Regions from separate parts of the Homo sapiens genome. Here region 1 is linked to region 2. Evidence: read pairs that join two places in POLR2A ChIA-PET (ENCODE). Cell type or tissue: HCT116. All regions are shown on one strand. Each heading gives the region's core, and the rest is flanking DNA. Links, peaks and the distances in the headings are about the cores only. Region 1 has its middle 7.5 kb from the start of NFILZ. Region 2 holds the start of RDH8 (retinol dehydrogenase 8).

What was found. Peaks named below come from ENCODE experiments on the same cell type or tissue, not always from the same donor. Only the 100,000 strongest peaks of a DNase experiment are listed, where the experiment ranks them.
Region 1: POLR2A ChIA-PET joins it to region 2 with 8 read pairs; 2 of 35 experiments call an interaction of 5 or more read pairs at or near these places.

The regions. Positions count from the first base shown.
Region 1 is chr19:8,620,980-8,625,365 of GRCh38, forward strand. No RefSeq gene overlaps it. Among named protein-coding and RNA genes, the nearest start is that of NFILZ, 7.5 kb to the right of the region's middle. In HCT116, for the core only: a CTCF peak has its summit at 2,109 (motif pointing left); a DNase peak (open chromatin) is centred at 2,092.
Region 2 is chr19:10,010,977-10,015,362 of GRCh38, forward strand. It overlaps RDH8 (retinol dehydrogenase 8), which reads left to right and starts at 2,507. Exons shown (of 6, transcript NM_015725.4): 1 at 2,507-2,624. The coding sequence starts at 2,522. RefSeq lists an enhancer at 3,128-3,297. In HCT116, for the core only: no CTCF peak of the experiment used is centred there; no DNase peak of the experiment used is centred there; H3K27me3 peaks cover 2,944 bases.

The sequences.
Region 1 (4,386 bases), core at 313-4,312, 1.4 Mb before region 2:
CCCCCATGATTTTCCTCGATTTCCCCGCGCTTTGTGATTTCGATGTAAACTTCAAACACTGCTCCCTTTCTTGTCCTGTTCTGGGTGGGCCTCTGTGCCGCCCCTGGTGCACCTGCTGGGGTGGCTGTCTTTGCACCTTCTGGTCCTGTTCTGCCACCTTGACCACCCCAGAGGTTTCAGGGGACACTTGGCAGAAGGTGACTAAAATTTCCCATCCCCAGCTGGGTGTGGTGGCTCATGCTTGTAATCCCAGTACTTTGGGAGGAGGAGGCGAGAGGATTGCTTGGGCCCAGGAGTTGGAGGCTGCAGTGAGCTGTGATTGCACCATTGCATTCCAGACTGGACAACAAGCAAGACCCTGCCTCAAAAAAAAAAAAAAAAAAATCCCCCACCCCTGAGTGAGAGACCCTGGGGTGTGACCTCCTTACCCCTTGCTTGGGGTGGAGGGGTGGTGAGTGAGCGGGGAGGAAGGTATCGGACTGCGGGTCCAACTTCAGAAAAACCCGAGTTGGCTTCTGGGGCTCCAGTTCTTCATCTAGAACCAGCTGTCTTTGGTGCTGAGGACCAGAGATGCCCAAGTGGTTTGCTTGCCCGGGCATCCATCTCCCAGTCCTCCAAGGAAGTCATGCCTGGATGGAGTAGCCCTTGGCCACCTTTTCTGGGGTGGCCTGGGTCTGGTAGAAGGGGCCAAGTATTTTTTTTTTTTTGAGATGGAGTCTCGCTCTGTCGCCCAGGCTGGTCTCAAGGTCCTGACCTCAAGCAATCATCTTGCCTCAGCCTCCCAAAAGTGCTAGGATTACAGTGAGCCACAAAGTCTGGCCTTTGTGAGCATTTAAAACCCTGCCCCACCAGCCCTCCAACAACGACCAGGTGAAGACGCAGAGAGAAGGTGGCCATCTACAAGTCAAGGAGAGAGGCCTCAGAGGAAACCAACCCTACTGACACCTTGAACTTGGACCTCCAGCCTCCAGAACTGTGAGAAAATGAATTTCTGTTGTTTTAGCCAGGTCTGTGGTGCATTTTCTTGGCAGCCCTAGCAAGCTCATATGCTTTTTTTTTTTTTTTTTTGGAAACAGAGTTTCGCTCTTATTGCTCAGGCTGGAGAGCATGGTGTGATCTCAGCTCACTGCAACCTCCACCTCCCGGGTTCAAGCAATTCTCCTGCCTCAGCCTCCCAAGCAGCTGAGATTACAGGCACCTGCCATCACGCCTGGCTAATTTTTGTATTTTAGTAGAGATAGGGTTTCACCATATTGGTCAGGCTGGTCTTGAACTCCTGACCTCAGGCGATCCACCCGCCTCGGCCTCCCAAAATGCTGGGGATTACAGACGTGAGCCACCATGCCTGGCTGCTCATACATGTTTTAAGTTTGAATGATATTCCATTGTACATGTAGACCATGATTTGCCCCCTCTTGCTTCCATGCCAGTGTCCCCTGGAGCCGTCTCCCTGCTGTCTCCTGCTGTATCTGGGCTGGGCTGGGACCTAGTCTCAGCTGCAACTGTCTCCCCTGAACCCCCCCGTCTCCAACAGGCTCTGACCTCCAGACCCACCCCCCCTTCCACAGTCCCTAAGCCTTTTCCTATCTCCACTTTTCAGCCACAGAATCTGAGACCCAGATTGGAAGCTCCTTGTGGTGAGGGTTAGATTAAATATGTAATTCTTATAAGAGACTTAGAATGGTGCCTGGCACAGAAGCTATTATTACTATTATTATTATTTTGTGTGTGTGTGTGTGTGTGTGTGTGTGTGTGTGTGTGTGTGACAGAGTCTCTCTCTGTCTCCCAGGCTGGAGTGCAATTATATGATCTTGGCTCACTGCAACCTCTGTCTCCCGGGTTCAAGCAATTCTCCCGCCTCAGCCTCTCATGTAACTGGGATCACAGGTGCCCGCCACCGTGCCCAGCTAATTTTTGTTATTTTTAGTAGAGACTGGGTTTCACCATTTTGGCCAGGCTGGTTTTGAACTGCAGACCTGTGGTGATCCACCCGCCTCAGCCTCTCAAAGTGCTGAGATTACAGGCAGGAGCCACCGTGCCTGGCCTTTTATTTACTATTTTTTTTTGAGACAGGGTCCCACTCTGCCACCCAGAGGCTGGAGTGCAGAGGTGCCATCATAACTCACTGCAACCTCAGACTCCTGGGCTCAAGTGGTCCTCCAACCTCAGCCTCCTGAGTAGCTGAGATTACAGGTGCCCACCACCATGCCCAGCTAATTTTTGCATTTTTATTAGAGATAGGGTTTCACCTTTTGGCCAGGCTGGTCTCGAGCTCCTGACCTCAGGTGATCCACCTGCCTCCGCCTCCCAAAGTGTTGGGATTACAGGTGTGAGCCACCATGCCCGGCCACTCTGATATTATTAATTAGCTGATTGATTCAACAAACATTTATTGGGCCCCTACTCTGTGCCTTGTTCAGGCAGAAGAAGAGAACAACATCTCCACTCTCATAGCACTAGAAAAAGACAAAAGAACCAATAAACGAATACACACAGAGTAGATTCTCTTTACTTGTGGTAGTTCTGTTCTTTAATGTCGCCATGGACACTGAATTAGGGAACACTAAACTGTTGTTCCTGGGGAAATAAAAGGTTAGGTTCCTATGACTCTCTGGTCACAGCATTTTAATCAACTGATCAATACATAACCTTGGTTTATATGTGTTATTTAATTTAATTTAATTTTATTGAGACAGAGTCTCGCTCTGTTGCCCAGGCTAGAGTGCAGTGGCAGGATCTTGGCTCACTGCAACCTCTGCCTCCCAGGCTCAAGTGATTCTCATGCCTCAGCCACCAGAATAGCTGGGACCACAGGTGCGCACCACCATGTCTGGCTAATTTTTGTATTTTTAGTAGACATGGCATTTCGCCATGTTGGCCAGGCTGGTCTTGAACTCCTGGCCTCAAGTGATCTGCCCACCTTGGCCTCCCAAAGTGCTGGGATTACAGGCGTGTGAGCCATTGCACCCGGCCCTATATGTGTTTATTTATTTTTTATTTTTTGAGATGGAGTTTCGCTCTTGTTACCCAGGCTGGAGTGCAATGGTGCAATCTCGGCTCACTGCAACCTCTGCCTCCCGGGTTCAAGTGATTCTTCTGCCTCAGCCTCCCGAGTAGCTGGGATTACAGGCACCCGCCATCATGCCCGACTAATTTTGTATTTTTAGTAGAGACAGGGTTTCTCCGTGTTGGTCAGGCTGGTCTCAAACTCCCGACCTCGGGTGATCTGCCTGCCTCGGCCTCCCAAAGTGCTGGGATTACAGGCATGAGCCACTGCACCCGGCCTATATGTGTTTATTTTTAAAGACACCTTGTTAAATATATATAGTTGCTTCATTCACATTGAACTCATGGCTAACAGCAAGACCACTCGCGCCTGAATGAAGCTTCTCTAACACATGGATTTTCTCTGTGAGATTCATCACAGTCTTCTGTATACTGTGGTTTGAATGTGTCCCCACAAAAGACATGTGTTGGAAACTCAGTCCCCAGTGCAACAGTGTTGGGAAGTGGGGCCTAAGGGGAGGTGTTTAGGTGATGAAGGTTCCACCCTCATGAATAGATTAGGAACAATTTGAAAAGGGGTTGAGTGCTGGGTACAGTGGTTAATGCCTGTAACTCCAGCACTTTGGGAGGCTGAGGCAGGAGGATCCTTTGAGGCCAGAGGTTTGAGACCGGCCTGGGCAACATAGCAAGACCCTGTCTCTACAAAAAAAAAAAAATTAGCTGGGTGTGGTGGCATGAGTCTGTAGTCCCAGCTACTTGGGAGGCTGAGGCAGGAGGATCACCTGAGCCCAGGGAGGTTGAGGCTGCAGGGAGCTGTTATTATACCACTGCATTCCAGCCTGGGCAATAGAGGAAAACTCTATCTCAAAAAAAGGGGAGGATTAGGCTGGGTGCGGTGGCTCATGCCTGTAATCCCAGCACTTTGGGAGGCCGAGGTGAGTGGATCACCTGAGGTTGGGAGTTCGAGACCAGCCTGACCAACATGGAGGAAACTCGTCTCTACCAAAAAAATACAAAATTAGCTGAGTGTGGTCACGCAGGCCTGTAATCCCAGCTACTTGGGAGGCTGAGGCAAGAGAATCGCTTGAACCCGGGAGGTGGGGGTTGCAGTGAGTTGACATCGCGCCATTGCACTCCAGCCTGGGCAACAAGAGTGAAACTCTGCCTCAAAAAAAAAAAAAAAAAAAAAAAAAAAAAGAGGAGGATTGAGGCTATGAGCCTGATTTTTCTTGTTCTCTCACACTCTCTCTTTGCCCTTCCAACACATGAATTTTGGGGCACACGTTCACACCATAGCACCATCTAATGGAGCTGTGGTAAGGATTAGATTAAATACATGATTCTGGCCAGGCGAGGTGGCTCATGCTTGTCATCCCAGTG
Region 2 (4,386 bases), core at 113-4,112:
CCTGCCTCAGCCTCCTGAGAAGCAGGTACCACAGGCACACACTGCCACACCCAGCTAATTTTAAAATATGTATATTTTGTAGAGACCGGGATCTTGCTATGCTGCCCAGGCCGGTCTTGAACTTCTGGTCTCAAGCGATCCTCCGGCCTTGCCCTCCCAAAGCGCTGGAGTTACAGGCATGAGCCACCGCCCCTGGCACCAAGTCCTTTCTGCCTCACTCAGGCCCCCAACTGGGGTCCCAACCTCACCCCGAACTCTCACTCACCTACCTGCTTTATCCTCAGTCCCTCAGCTGCACAATAGGAGGTACCAGCCTCAGCCCCAAAGCCTTTCCTTCAAGTCCCTAACGGGTCCTCATCCCACCTCAAATCTCACCCCAGATCCCAAAATGGGGTCCCCAGCCTTACTCCAAACCTTCATCTGTCCACTCAAATCCCTAAGTCACGTGTCCTGGTCCCAAATTCTCACCACAGATCCCAAAACACAGTTTTCACTTTCCCCAAATTCTTGATTCCTCAAATAAAGGGTCTCATCTCCATCCCTAACCCTCATCTCCCCCCGCCCCAACTCAGGTCTCCAGTGGATGCCCCGGCCTCAATCCCAAATCCCCACCAAATGAGGGAGTCTGAGCTGGGTGCGGTGGCTCATGCCTGTAATCCCAGCATTTTGAGAGGCTGGGGCGGGCAGATCGCTTGAGTCCAGGAGTTAGAGATCAGCTGGCCAACATGGCGAAACCCCATCTCTACTAAAAATACAAAAATTAGCCAGGCATTGTGACTGGCGCCTGTAGTCCCAGCTACTTGGGAGGCTGAGGTGGGAGGATCACTTGAACACGGGAGGTGGAGGTTGCAGTGAGCTGAGGTTGTGCCACTGCGATCCAGCCTGGACAACAGAGCAAGACTCTGTCTGTCTCAAAAAAAAAGGCCGGCGCGTTGGTGGGAGGTGGTGGGAATCTGTCCCTGTCGCAAAGCAACGCACAGCCACTGGGGAGGAAGGGGTGGATTCTTGCCATTCTTGGGATGAGGCAGAGGCCCCCCTCACCGTGCTGGGACCCCCACCTCCAGCATGAAGAGGCCCCCATGAGGTCAAATAGAGCTTTTATGCAATTGGACAAGCGCAGACACGCAGGATGTGAGGGTGTTTCCCCAGGGAGGGGAGGAACCAAGAGGCGTATTCTGAGCCCTGAACTGCTCCCCGAACCCTGCTTCCCCCACCTCCGCCCCAGGGGAAGAGGGAGACGCAAGCAGTGCCTCCCTCCCAGCCTCTGACTCCCCAGACAAAGAGTCTCTGTGTCCCTGAAGAGGAGGGGTTGGGGCCCCATCAAGCCTGAGGGGGAGATGGGGGCCCCCCAGGGTGGGAGGAGGAGAGGGTATCTCTGTAAGCTGTGCCTCCTCCCACCCCAGGGACATCTGAGGCTGAGACTTCTCCAACTAAAAGACTCTCACAAAATTCCTGCCCTGCCCTGCCTTGCTGGAAGTTCTTCCTATAGTCTAACTACATCTTCTGACAGTTCTACACCCCTTCCCTCTATGAAACACTTCTGGATCCACATTCTCTGTCTCCTTCTCTCACTCTCTCCCTTCAATCAGAGATTCTTCACCCAGAATACAGACACTAATTCCCCCCAACTTTCACAGAAACTCTCCCCAGCCCTAAATAATTTATACTCGGCCAGGCTCAGTGGCTCATGCTTGTAATCCCAACACTTTGGGAGGCTGAGGCGGCTGGACCACTTGAGGTCAGGAGTTCAAGACCAGCCTGGCCAACATGGCGAAACCTCATCTCTACTAAAAATACAAAAATTAGCTGGGTGTGGTGGCACACGCCTGTAATCCCAGCTACTCAGGAGGCTGAGGCAGGAGAATCATTTTACCCTGGAAAGCTGAGGTTGTAGTGAGCCGAAATTGCACCACTGCACTCCAGCCTGGGTGACAAGAGCAAGACTCTGTCTCAAAATAATAATAATAATTTACAGTCATAATAAAAATTATAAATTAAGAAAACAGTTACAAATGGCCAAGGCAGGAGGATCACTTGAGGCCAAGAGTTCGAGACCAATCTGGGCAACATAGCAAGATCCCATGTCTAAAAGAAAAAGAAATTTAAAAATTAGCTGGGCATGGTAGTGTGCGCCGGTAGCCCCAGCTACTCTGGAGGCTGAGATAGGAGGATCGCTTGAGGCTGTGGTGAGCTATGATGGTGCCACTGCACTCCAGCCTGAGTGACAGAGCAAGATGCTGTCTCTTAAAAACAAACAAACAAAAACCAGTGATGTCTATAGTAGGTGCGGAGAAGAAATGTTTGGCAGATGAAGAAAATGAGGTGCAGAGAGGATTTAAGAGATTCTCTCTTACTGCCTGTTCAGGGTCAGTCCAGAATTGAGGGTCTCCGGGGGAGGGCAGAGGCTTTGCCCTGCAGGGGATCTGTGGGAGGGGGTTAGGAGGGAGCAGATGAGCCCAGGATGAATGGTCAGAGTCAGGTGCTGCCCGGCGGAGGTCACGAGTCCAGGGAGGGGATCAACATGGCCGCTGCACCCCGGACTGTGTTGATCTCCGGCTGCTCATCAGGAATTGGTCTGGAACTTGCAGTGCAACTGGCCCATGACCCCAAGAAGCGCTACCAGGGTAAGAAGTGCAGGGTGGCACTAGGAGGCAGCCGGGTGGAAACGGCTTCCCCAGCACTGTCTCCCCTACCCATCCCTCCCAGCTGCACTTGTGGGCTTGGGGAGACCCAGGATTCCCTCCAGGAATCATCCCCTCATCCTAGAAATATTTCTTGAGCATCTTCTGGGTGCTCTGAATGCTGGCAACACAACTGGAGATGAAATAGACAAAAATCTCAGCCCTCAGGACGGGTGTCATGTGGGGAGGAGAGGGAGAATGGGTGATAAACAGATAAAAAGAAATTGTTGCTCTATCTGGTGGGAATAAGTGCTGAGACACAAAATAAAGCATGCTGAGAGTGGCAGGGGGTGGGTGGGGGTTATTTTTAGAAGGGTTTCACTAGGGCATTTCCTAGATTGGAATAATCACTACCCTGATGCTCACTCTTCCACGTCTCCCCAGATTATTGCTTTTACTGAGATAAGCTTCTTAAGTGCTCCTGACCTTGGGGGTTGAAGGGATGGCCTTCTAGTTCTAAGAACTTGCCCTTCTGCACCTCTAGAATAAATCCCTGGGACCTGCATCCTAACCAACCAGGAGAACCCCTGACCCAGAGGGAGCATGCTGGAGTCAAAGTGGGCAAAGGGTTGTTACTTACAAAGAGGCGACTGGGGGTGAGGGCATTGCCCCAGTTGGCAGGGCTGCTTCTCCCAGCCCTCTGCCCTCTGTTTTAGAGACGCACACAGCTTTGAGCATGACAGCCTGAATGCCAGTGTGCAGGGAATAACGTGTGTCCCTATGGGCGGGCAGATGGGTGTATGAAACTGCTGGAGGCTAATGTTTATGGAGCTTTTACAATGCACCAAGCTGCATTCTAAGTGCCCTGAATCCAGGAAGTCATTTAATCCTCACATCACACCCGTGAGGCAGGCACAATCATTCACCCCATTTTATTATTATTTTATTATTTATTTATTTTGAGTCAGAGTCTTGCTCTGTCACCCAGGCTGAGTGCAGTGGTGCATCTTGGCTCACTGCAGCCTCCACTTCCCACGTTCAAGTGATTTTCATGCCTTGACCTCCCGAGTTTCTGGGATTAAGGCATGCACCACCACACCCGGCTAAGTTTTTGTATTTTTAATAGACAAGGTTTCACCATGTTGGCCAGACCGGTCTCGAACTCCTGGTCTCAGGTGATCTGCCTGCCTGGGCCTCCCAAAGTGCTGGGATTACAGGCATGAGCCACCGTGCCTGGCCTGCCCTATTTTAGAAATGAGGAAACTAAGGTGCAGACTGTGAAAGGTCTTTGCTCAAGGTCTCCCAGCTGCAAAGTAGCAGAGCTGGGATTTGAACTCAGGCAGCCCATCCCTTGCACCCATGTTTCCCACTATATCACATGTAGATGCAAGTGACCCCATTCACGTGCCTGCTACCCACAAATCACACTGACCCGAAGACAAGAGGCAAATGCCCCCAGGAGTGTTCATGGGTGATTATGGGTGCACACATTGGGGGATATCAAACACGTATGCTGGTGCATGTGCAGACATAGTACATATGCTGAGGTCCTGCTTAAGAACATAAGCTTGAGGCTGGGCACAGTGGCTCATGCCTGTAATCTCAGCACTTTGGGAGGCCTAGGTGGACAGATCACCTGAGATCAGGAGTTTGAGACCAGCCTGGCCAACATGGTGAAACCCCGTCTCTACTAAAAATACAAAAAATTAGCCAGGCGTGGTGGTGGATGCCTGTAGTCCCAGCTATTCGGGAGGCTGAGGCAGAA